Linked DNA regions of Mus musculus: region 2 is linked to region 1. Evidence: chromatin contacts called from ENCODE POLR2A ChIA-PET data. All regions are on one chromosome and are shown on one strand. Each heading gives the region's core, a stretch centred on a gene start or an enhancer-like site at or near the end of the contact. The rest is flanking DNA. Distances are from core to core; before and after follow the strand shown. Region 1 holds the start of Lrrc27 (leucine rich repeat containing 27). Region 2 has its middle 3.0 kb from the start of Gm32571.

Region 1 (5,152 bases), core at 786-3,285:
AGGTCAGGGTGTAGACATGTAATAAAATGGCAGAAAAAAGGCTGGCAAGAGCCTGAGCACAGGACATAGTCCCCACCAGGCACAGAATGAAACCTGGTATGCACCTAGAAACACAGGGATGCAGATTTCGGAAGGGTTTCAGCTTCCTTCACTGAAATGGCAATGGGGCTGGCAGCAGCCTTTTCAACCGCAGCCAGCAAGCAATATCTTTAAAATTCTGATAGAAAATTGTTGTCAACAAGGAACTCCGTACCAGTTAAATAGTCATTCAAGAATTAGATGAAAACAAAGAGGCTACATTCATAAGCTTAAGGAGAATAGCCCAGAAACACTTGCCAAGAGAACTACTCAACAGAGGCGGTTTAGCTGGGTAATAAAGTGAGCACAAAAAAAGGCAAGATGAGTTCCTACATATAATTAACTACCAGATACAAAAACCAATTTTATGGGCTTCTAAAGGAAATCAAAACTCAAGACAACCGTAGGATGAAGCAGTGGGCTGAGATGCTGCTAGGCTGGAGTACCCAGTGGCTCCCCGAGGTGCCTATGGACACCAGTTCCCAGCACATGACCATTACACCAAGCATCTCATTTTGCCAATCAAATGTGTATAAATTAATGTCTAATTTTGGATATAATTCTATTTTCCTAGTAGCAGGAAAGGTGGAGCATGTGTACTTGTGTGCGTGTGCATGTGTGTGTGTACATATCTGCACACATATGTGGGTGGGTATATGTACATATGTAGAGGTTGAATGTCAACTATGGGTGTTGTTCCTAAGGAGCTGTTAACTTGTTTGTTTTGTTTTTTGACACAGGGTCTCACTGGCTTAGAGCTCCACAGTGGTTGAGGCTGGTTGGCCGGTGAGCCCTCAGAATCCGCTTGCCTGTCTCCAAGAACAGGAATTATAGGCATACACTGCTGCACCTGAACTTTTTAAATGGATTCTGGTGATCCCATGAGTACGTGGCAAGCATTCCACTGAGAGCCACCAGAAAGGGGCCTCTCTGATGGCCTGTGTGGCCAGGCAGGAATGCCCTGCCTGCTCTGTATCCTAACGCTCCTCACAGCACCTCTTGACCCCAAGCTTTAGCAACCTGTAACCAATGGAACACTCGGGGGGATTCCAGCTGCCAGCCGCCATCTCTGCAGTGTTGAAGGGACATCAGGAGACATTTGATCAGAGGGCTACTGGGCTCCCACAACTCTTGAGTTTCCTAGGTTTTCTTGTTTTCTTGTTTGGGGATATTTTCTTACAACTTACTCCCATCTCACTTTCAGTCCTAAAGAATATATTAGTAAATGAATTGAAAATTCTATTCTATTATTTAAATTTATTATTGCATTCATATAGGGGATACCACAGGACAACTCTGTGGAATTGGTTCTCCCCTACCTAGGTTCTAAGCATTAACTCATCTTGCTGGCCTGAGTAAACAAAATTTGCTGTTGTTTTGGATCTAGACTTCCACTTTGGTCCCATCTTATACTTTCAGTTCCATCCTGCTTTGCTACTTCAAAAATGTTTAGCAAGATTATATCACTGAGCACGTTAGCTAAGGGCATAATTCAATGTCCAGGCCAGTTCATTTCCGATAGTTTCCCTTAGAATTGATGACGTGTCATGTTGCTCTGTGTGTGACACATTACTCACTAAAAACGGTGGAAATTGCTAAGATCTCAACTTCTGGCCCCCAGAAAGGAGTGACCCATATCACTTCATTGGTCAGGATCCTCTAGAATCCGCAGCGGGCCTTCTATCCCCACCAGATCTGATACTAAGGCAGTTTACCACGTTCCCGTAATTTCTCTTTTCGGGAGGGATCCTTTTTCTCTAAAGGTTTAGGGTCTATGGACTTGGTTGACCTGCCTCCCAGAATACCCTGCTCTGCAGGTTTCTAAATGGAAAAGGACAGCCTCCAAGTTTCCACACTAGGAGAGTCTGTGCAGATCCAGGCCCCAGGACAAAAGGGCCAGCAAACCCGGCACCAGCCTGGGAAGCCGAGAGCGCAGCACTGCGGCAGCTGCTTCTGCGCAGGCGCGGAGGGCAGCGGTCAGTTCCAGAGGCCTGAGGCCCGAGGGTCCATGGCCCTGGAAGACGGTCTGGTCAGCAGAAGCATCACTCGACCTCCTTCGGGTCCCCAAGCCCTCCCCGAATCCACCAGCCCATCCTCTCGAAGTTTCTTTCTGGCCTTGTCGCCCACCTCCAGCATAAGAGGCGGTAAGCGCACGCGCACCGAAGCTATCCCAAGCCAGACCTGCGACTTGATGCCTTCCGGCCTCCGTACCGCAGCAGCGTCTCCATGGCGACCTGGTAAACCGCGCAGCTCGCTGGTTTGTTAGGTGGTGCCTGAGCCTCTCGGAGGCGGGGCAGCCGACGTGTCAGGGCGGAGTCGCAGGTGGGCGGGGAAGAGCAACGGGGCTGGAGGGTGGGATAGCTGTTACGTCAGTCACCGCTAGCCGGCTGCACTGGATGGGACCCGGCCACCAGGTTGTGGGGCGGGGTCACAGTCTGGCGGGCGGGAGTAGACGCTGGGTTGGGTTGAGGAGACCGCCACAGACTCACAGAGCAGTGAGTCTGGTCTGCTGGGGGTCCTGTGAACGTCAGCCTTTGATGGCGCGGTGGTGGGAGAGAACTATGACTAGATCCCCTACCCTTTTACAGTGGCCGCACCTGGGAAGATGGGATTGAGGTCCAAAAGTCGAGTTCCCCTACCAGCCCAGTCTGGAAACAGCATCACTAGTCCCCTGCCTCCCTCTTGTCCACACATTTTCCTTACAATGTAATTTGATGGAGGCAGAATCTTTCCTCCTAATTCCAAGGTGTAGAAAAAAAATACAATAAGCCGTAGACTATGCAAAGGCTTGGAGACCTTAGGGAGACCCATTACCCAGCTTGGGGGGGGGGGTGGCATATCTCCTGCCAACGCAGACCTAGGTTCCCCATGAATTGTACACCTTTAAGACCAGCTCCTTAACTGAAAAGTCACCCGCTCCTTAAAGGAGAGTGAAACTAGGAAAGTGTGCCAGCATTTGGCAGATCTTTCAGCCATCCTCTTTGCTTGGATGGTTTTGCAAGTAATACCCTGGCTAAGCAACAGGATTATTGAACTAAGATGCAAGATTGTCATTGCCCAGGTTTTTCCCTAGTGCCCACCTAGATACCTCTTTGGTCTGGTCTGGGCCAGTGTGGGAGGCAGGGGTTGGCTTCCTGACTTCAGAGTCTTGGATACAAGAAGCAGAGGAATTTCCAGGGTGGAAATAGGAAACTGTCTTATCTCTTCCCATCTTACAGGTGTTTTGCAAACTTGAAAAGTCCCCCGGTGTTTTCATCCTGGATGCTTGTTTCCACTGGTATCTTCCAGTTAGACTGTAGTCAGGTGGCTGTTTGCTTGTCATCTAAGCACTTTGGAGGTGCATACAGGAAGATCAGGAGTTAGAAGTTCACCACAGTGAGTTGGAGGCCAGCCCAGACTACTTGAGCCCCCCTTCTCGAATCATAATTGTCATTCTCTTCTTCAAACTTTGTGGTACAGCGTGAGGAGCAAAGAATATAACCAGTACCTCCTTATGTCCCAGCATTTACAAGTTTAAAGCTAAATTCATAGTACTGTTGCTTTTTCAGCAACTCGAGTCCATCCCCCCTCCCCCCACCCCCCCACCCCCGTGTGACTTCTGGTTGCTAAGACACACACACCACCCCCACCCCCCTTGTTTCCAGGTGACTCCATACCAAGAAGGATGAGCAGTGGCCACTGGAGCGCATCACATGGAGGACACCAGCCCCCAAGCAGTGGCCGAGAAGGCTGCTAAAGACCCCAAGGCTGCTAAAGATCTCAAGGATGATGCTGCTGCCGCCACCAAGAGCTTCCCCGATCACTTTTCCAGAGAGGGTGATGATCAAATGGACTTTGAAGGGGTCATCTTTTCTTCCTCACCAGTTTTAGACCTGAGTCAAAGAGGCCTGCGCCATTTGGGAAAGTTCTTTAAAATTCCCAACCTCCAAGTAAGTCCAGATGCTGGGAGGGTTAGGATGCACGCGTGCCTGCAGCCAGCAGCAGAATCAGCTCTGGCCCTTTGTTCCTCTTGTTCAGAGAGGTGAATTCTAGAAGGAGCAAGAGGGTTCACTGGCGTTTCACTGGCTGATCACAACAAAGAGCAATTGAGATGCGGTGCCAGGCAACAGAGAGAGCTAGGTATCGGGATGGGGCAGCTCTTTGCCAACCATGGGTTGTGTTTCTTCATGAGAAAGTCGGGTGGAGATCAGTGCCCAGACACCCTGGGTCTCTGATTTAAAATACATGTTCTTCTGAACTCCCCGGGCACTCTGAAAACACTTGAAAATTTTCTCTCATTCTCGTGATGTTACACACAGCTTTCCTTTGTGTCAGACCGGCCTTCAGGGAACTCCCTAGTAAAGTTGCCTTGCCCCTGTGCTTTCTGGAGCAAGCAGTGTTGATGATGGCAGACAGGATAGAGGATGCCCCGGCATTGTTGGCACTGCCCTGGTGTCACAGAATGTCCTTGCATTCAGCTTCATCTGGAACTTAGAAAGAGTACTGTGGTATATGGTAAGATGACAGAGTAAAATGCATAAAGACCTTGTCAGAAACTTACATCACAGCACTGAGGTAACTCTGCCCACATCTGCTCTCAAGGCATGAGAGGAGCAAGCACTTTGGCCCTCTTTTTGTATATGAGGTCCTGCTGTGTGACCCAAAGCAGCCTCAGATTCAGCAGTCCTTGTGGCCTTGCCTGGCTGGGTATCATCACCTCCCAGGGGGAGTGCATGGTTAGTTACAGGGCCTACCTCCTTCAGCTGCTGCCATTCACATGTCACTAAGAAGTGAAGCTCTCCTTTCTCAGGAGTCCAATCAAGACGACTGTGTTATATGCAATGCCCATTGCCTTTATTCAGACAGGAAGGAGGAAATTCCAAAGTCTTTCAGGTCTAACCCAGCCTCATAACTGTCCGAGAAGACAGGCATCGCTATCCCAGAAAGTCTGTAGTAACTACCCAGAGCTACAGACCATTAGGGGTTAGGGCCTCCATTTTGCAACTGTGTAGCAGTCGTTCCCAGAAGGTGTCCACACTAGGGACACTGATGCTCAGAGGACATAGAAAGGAACCCTGTTCACATAGGACCTGGA
Region 2 (5,843 bases), core at 1,870-4,369, 150 kb after region 1:
AATCAGTTTTGATCTCCTGGCCAAGGCTATTTTACTCATAAAATGCATTGGGCAATATCTAATCTTCTCCTTATCAGAAAAGTTTATGCGTCTCAATAACTTCTGTAACTCTTTGAAAGGTTTACCCTGAAGGCCCCGATTCAGAAGAAATCACCAAACTTCTATGATTGATCGCTTAGCTTTCCTTATGATTCTTGAAACCTTTTCTCTTTTAATTAAGTGTGTGTGTAAAACCCAAACTCTGGTTCTCTGGAAGAGCAGAAAGTGCTCTTAACTACTGAGCCATCTCTCTAGCCCCCAACTGCTGCTTTTGAGAGTTTCTTTTCAGTTCCTGGTAGTTGGAGATATCTGTGTGAGTCATGGGAACAGCCCTGAGAAGAGAGTTCAGCTGCTGCTGGCCTCACTGTTCCTGATGTGAGCACACTGTCCCAGGCTGTCACCAGGAGGAAGGGGGTTGCATGTGTCTATAGCCCTGGTACCAGTCAAATACTTAAGGCTGGCTGGTATAGTGCTAGTCACTTCTAGCATATTTCATTGCAGGAAAAAAGGGTCTCAGCAAAACCATAGTTCCTTGGGGGATATTACAGTGGTCCCAGGAGGCCTAGAATCTGGACATTTTAAAATAAAATTATACTATATATTTAGAAAATACATTTTATTTATTTTCTTTATGGCATGTAGCATTTTGTAAAACAACTTGGCTCACCTTCTTACTTGAAAATGTTATCTCAGGGCCGGTGAGATGGCTCAGTGGTTAGGATCACCAACTGCTCTTCCAAAGGTCCTGAGTTCAAATCCCAGCAACCACATGGTGCTGACTTCCTTTTCTGGAGTGTCTAAAGACAGCTACAGTGTACTTACATATAATAAATAAATAAATCTTAAAAAAAAAAAGGAAAATGTTATTTCCTTCGTCTATCAAAAGCTGGCAGAGCTGATTTATCTATCTCCCGCAGTGAGTTGCTGATTTCTGTCTCGATATGTGGTATTGCTAAGCTTATCTCTCATGGTTTATTCCTCATGTTTCTCCCCATCTCACCTTGCCTGCTTCCCTTTCCGTGTCCTCTGCACAGAATTCAATGCAGGTTTTTAGATCATCTTCAGGGACACCTGCCTGTGAAGAATTGTTCTCTCAAGAAGGGTGATTTATGTGCTCTGTGATGGTGAGGGCTATGGGACACGTGACCTTGTATGGTGTGTGCCTGTATATATACCTCTACATAGTATATATGTGTATGGACCTGCGTGTATACACGTGTGTGCTATGTGTACATGTGCATACCTATGTGTAGTGTGCATATACGTGGCATGTGTATGTGTTTGTATATCTGTGAAGAGTGGAGAATTACTCCTAGCCCCAATTGTGCAGGTTCAAGTAGGACATGTCAGATGGCTTCCTCCTCTGGGGTCCATTTGGAACCAGGGCTGTATGGCTGCCTTGGGGAAGCCCCACCCATGCCTGGGCACCCGGCTATATCCAGCACAGCTCCTCTGTTCTGTGAGTGTCTTTGTTGTAGCCCCCATCCATGTGAGACCATGTCGGTCTGTGTGTACGTCTTCTGGTAGTTGCACTCTTCTGGACTGCAGTGGCCTCCTGGAAGCCTCTAGGCCCAGTGGCACAAGGAGTTGCTTCCCACCTGCTACATCTGATGAAATATGGATGTTGGAGGGTTCATCGCAGCTGCCCCCAAAGCAGCTGCCAGCCACCAGCCTGCCAGGAGCAGGGGGACCTCTAGTCACATATGCCACAAATGTCTGTCAATCTCCTTGTTGGTCCAAATTTCTGCTAGATTTTTAACAAAAGATGGCAAACCCCAATTTTAACAGGTGTAGTCAGAGCCATATACTATTCTGTCTTGGGGGCATCTGAGTGGGAAGTTTCAAGGGAAAGCCAGCAGCAGGGATAGCTAGCCAGGTGTTTCAAATGGAAATCATTTGCTAAGTGACAATGAGATTAATGGAAAAAAAAAAAAAAAAAGCATACCGCCTCCAGTCTCTAAAATGGCTTTTTATAAATCTTCCTATTTTCCCTGCTTTATTAAAGCCAGGCTTAGAAGATATCGAACAAGTGCAGGATTAACAGGGTGGAACTGACTTGACGAATGAATTTTCTCCCCTCAGTATGAAAGCACTCTAACGCTGAAGCACAGGAACAAAGGGCCAATACTGAATGACGGACGCCACTGTGGACATTAGCAAGCTGGGTTTTGGTAACCTCCTCTTCCAAGGGCATAAGCTCCATGAAGACTTAGTCCCAGACATTTCATAGGAAAGGCAGAAAGGCAGAAAACAGCAACGGATGCCCGTCCTCCTGCAGAGCTGGAGAGGCCAACCAGTCTCCGCTTTAGCCTAGGTCAGTCTCCCGCACTCAAAGGCTACTTGGGGCTGCCAGGGAGGCGCAGAGCCAGGGCTTCTAAGAACTTGTAAGGACTGGGACTTGGAAGGCTTCAGCAGGCCTGCCGGTCTCCACTCCAGCTCCTGGACAGTTCCACCTTTGCCCATGGCAAAGCCTTCCCATTCTGTAGGAGGGTGGTCAGTGCCCACCCCTGTTGGGCTGGTGTTCCTACTCAATGCTGAGTCTGGCCCTGAGGGAATGAGTGTAAATACAAACACTGTTTTTGTGTACACACAAGCATACACCTGTAGTATATACCACACGCACAAACGTCTACACATGTACACAGCACTCATCCTGCCCCCAGCTTTCTTTTATTTTGCTACCTACCCTCCCCCATCCTGGAGACCCCTTGCAGGACTGCACAGATGGGATTTCTATACTGCTCAGGTTCAGGGATCCTGGCTGGGGTAGGAACCCGCGCGCTGCTACCCATTCACCCTGTGACCCACTTCAGAAGCTGTTTTTCTGGGCAGCTGTAATTAACTGAGCTTTTGGGGTGAGGCCAGCTCAGTGACAGGCTGCCTGGCACCTTTGGGTGCTCAGCAATAGGGCTAGACGCCGAAACCAGTAGTAGGCCAGGGTGGGCAGGCTGTGGTGGGGAGGATGGGTACTCCTGTTCAAGTGGAGAGGGTCTTAGAGTGCCCAGAGAAGCCTGGTGGGGATATGCCCACCCCCTTGAGCCTCAGGCAAGATGGCTCCCTGGGAGGTGAAGGTCAGGCCACATTCCTTGCAGAAGCTGGAATTCTGACATCAGATTTTCCATGCTCGCCTGTGGGGGAGGAGCCGGCTTTGAGCCAGAAGTGCAGGAGTGGTGGGTGGGGGAGGGGCAGAGCAGCTGAGGCTGTCTCGGAGCTCTGTAGGCCCAAGGTCCAAGGAAGGGAAGGCTCTATGGCCTGCCCACCACCTCCAGGGTCCGCGCTGCCCGGCTCTCTTCCCTGGAGCATCCTTGGCAACAGCAACTTTCTCATCCCAGCCGGACCTTGCTGAGTCACAAGGGGGCTGGGTTAGAGAACGCTAAAAATAGCTAGCGGCTAGCTGGGCCAGCACTGGAAGTTATAATTAGGAGTGGATAGAGCCATCCTCCTGGGCTGGTCTCACTGTTCAGAGCTGCTGGAGAATGGGGGGTGGGGGGTGGGAGGGGGTTCATTGAGGGGCTGTGGGGCTCCAGTATACCACCTTGTTGCTCAGGTTGGGGGTTCCTCAGCCTGACCTCTATCCTGATGCATCCTGGTAACTGTGGTGGGGCTGTTCCTGTTGACTCTGACTGCTCTTTGGTCAAGGAGACTCTTCAGGCCTTTGACTCTGACCCCAGCAATTCACCAACATCTGTGGGGTCTTTTTCTGGACACAAGGAACCTCTTGCTTCTACAATTCTTGTGTTGGGCAGGAGGAAGCAAGGCAAAACAGAATACGGTATCCTTGTTCAAAAGTGACTTAAGAATTTGAAGGCAAGCCTGGAACCTGAGGGCAGTGCCAGGAAGCCAGCCTACATCCTTCTCCTGACAGCATCTGGCCCGCAGGGGAATGCAGGGCATCTGGTACAGTCGGGGAACACCTGAATCTATAACCCGTTTCCACAGGGAAAGCAGCCACGGACAGCAGCCCCTCGTCCCACCCAACCCCGTCATCACACACATCAACTTCAGACAAAGGACACCCCGACCTCCACCCCAGACTCAGCCCCGGAAGCCACACTGGACAGGGCTTGAACCCTCAGCCAATCCTTCCGTCAGTTTCTGAGGTCGTGGGCACTGTGCTGTCCTCAGACTGACCTACCCCAGACCAATTGCCTATCCTAAAACAGTGGCACTTTTGTAGCCAGAGGCTAGAGAACCAAACAAGCCCAGGCTCTGCTGAGCCTTCACAGCCCCCAGCTCCAGCAGGGACTAGGATCCTATGAGACAGACTCCTGCAGGCAAGCCTGGCCCCCAACACAAGCACAGGGTAAGGGTGAGCAGTTCAGCTGGAAACAGCTTTCTGGCTATAAAAAGATACTTTTCTCTGTAAACAATACATTAAAAAAAAAGTAGGAAATGTCCTCTACCAGAGTCCCGCCCCCCTGCCCCCCAAAAAAAACCCATGGGGAAGCCCTGTCTGCATGTATGCAGGAGTATGGCAGGGATGGTCTGTGTCACCAAGCCGTCAGGAACACTTTGTGCGCTCTGTTTGAATGTACTCTGCCAGGGTTAGTGGCCATATCTGATAGTTGGCCTTGACTCATAGCTGTCGGGAGACATGCTATGTCAGGAGACATGGGTCTGGATTTTTTGTCTCTGTTTTCTTTTTCTCATGGTTGGGACTTCAACCCAGGTCCTTGCCCATGGTACACAAACAGTTTCCACTGAACACCATCCACAGGCTGGCTCCATCTCTGCTCACTTCCTAAGTAGTCTCAGATAACCCTCCCAGGAAGATAAGGGTGTGTTAAGACTTTCGCTTGTTTGCTTGTTTGTTTCTGAGACAGGGTTTCTCTATGCTGTCCTGGCTGTCCTGGAACTTACTCTGTAGATCAGCATCTTGTTAAGACTTTGAAACTCCTGGGGTCCTTTTCCAGCTTCTTCCTGGTAGAAGACAGTGACGGGCAGGGGAACTACTGACTCTGGTGCCTGCCTCCTACCCCTTCCACTCATTCAAGCCTCTCCTGTAAAACTGCCCAGGAGTTTTGTTTTTGTTTTGCTTTTTTTCCCCCCAGGTAGTGGGATGCACCTGGAGATAAGTGCATCCCATTGACACAGGACAAGTGGCCGCTGTGCTGCCGGGAGGGTAGGTCTTTCTCACTTTGGATAACCATCTCCCCTCTGGCCTGTGCACTCCTGTGGTTCAGACATACATAGCCTCCAGACCTATTCACTGGAGGCAATCTTGATGAAGGGCATTATCATGGAGTATCTTCCCTCCATTTAGGGCAGAGGTCAGGCAGGGTGTCTGGCCCTCCTCTGCTTCTGCAGTCTTCAAATACTCTCCAGGATCTGGGAAGTAGTCCTTCCCTGGGGGCTAGTTTCAGATCTTCTCTGCTGCTAAAAATCTGTTGTCACAAGACAGTGTAAAGAAACGCTGAAGCACAGAACTTGGACCATGAGGACATTCTGGATAGAGATGGCTGCAGATTGAAGAACTCCATGACCATGAAATCTTCATGTGATAACTTCCATGGTAGAATATATATTCAGGCTACCTGAATTCGTGTTCCTTCCTGGGCCATAGTCACTCAAACTCTTATTCTTTTTGGCACAAGTGCTGTAGTTTGTATCAAACACTGCCCCCGCTTGGCCTCAGCACTCTGGTTCCTCAGGAAGCCCCAAGGGAAACAGGAACTCCTCCCAGACGGAGATATGTCCCCAGAATTCCACTGGGTGGGTAGGCAAGCTGAGGGATGACAGGGCCATAGAAAATGCTAACAGGGACATCTCCTGAGAAGGATTGCCAGGAACTCTGCCAACGATAA

Evidence for each region. ChIA-PET counts read pairs that join two places held with the same protein, here RNA polymerase II (POLR2A).
Region 2: POLR2A ChIA-PET joins it to region 1 with 10 read pairs in embryonic stem cell. The contact joins the enhancer-like site here to the promoter of Lrrc27 in region 1. POLR2A ChIA-PET finds 5 or more read pairs at or near these places in 3 of 5 experiments (Patski and embryonic stem cell).

Annotation. Positions count from the first base shown.
Region 1 is chr7:139,210,953-139,216,104 of GRCm38, forward strand. Lrrc27 (leucine rich repeat containing 27) reads left to right here and starts at 2,036. Exons shown (of 11, transcript NM_027164.1): 1 at 2,036-2,315; 2 at 3,723-4,007. The coding sequence starts at 3,771. It also overlaps a transcript of Stk32c not described here.
Region 2 is chr7:139,361,017-139,366,859 of GRCm38, forward strand. No RefSeq gene overlaps it. Among named protein-coding and RNA genes, the nearest start is that of Gm32571, 3.0 kb to the left of the region's middle. Within about 2 kb of position 3,120, at least 1 of the 3 ENCODE cell types and tissues checked has a DNase peak (open chromatin) inside an H3K27ac peak, as active enhancers do.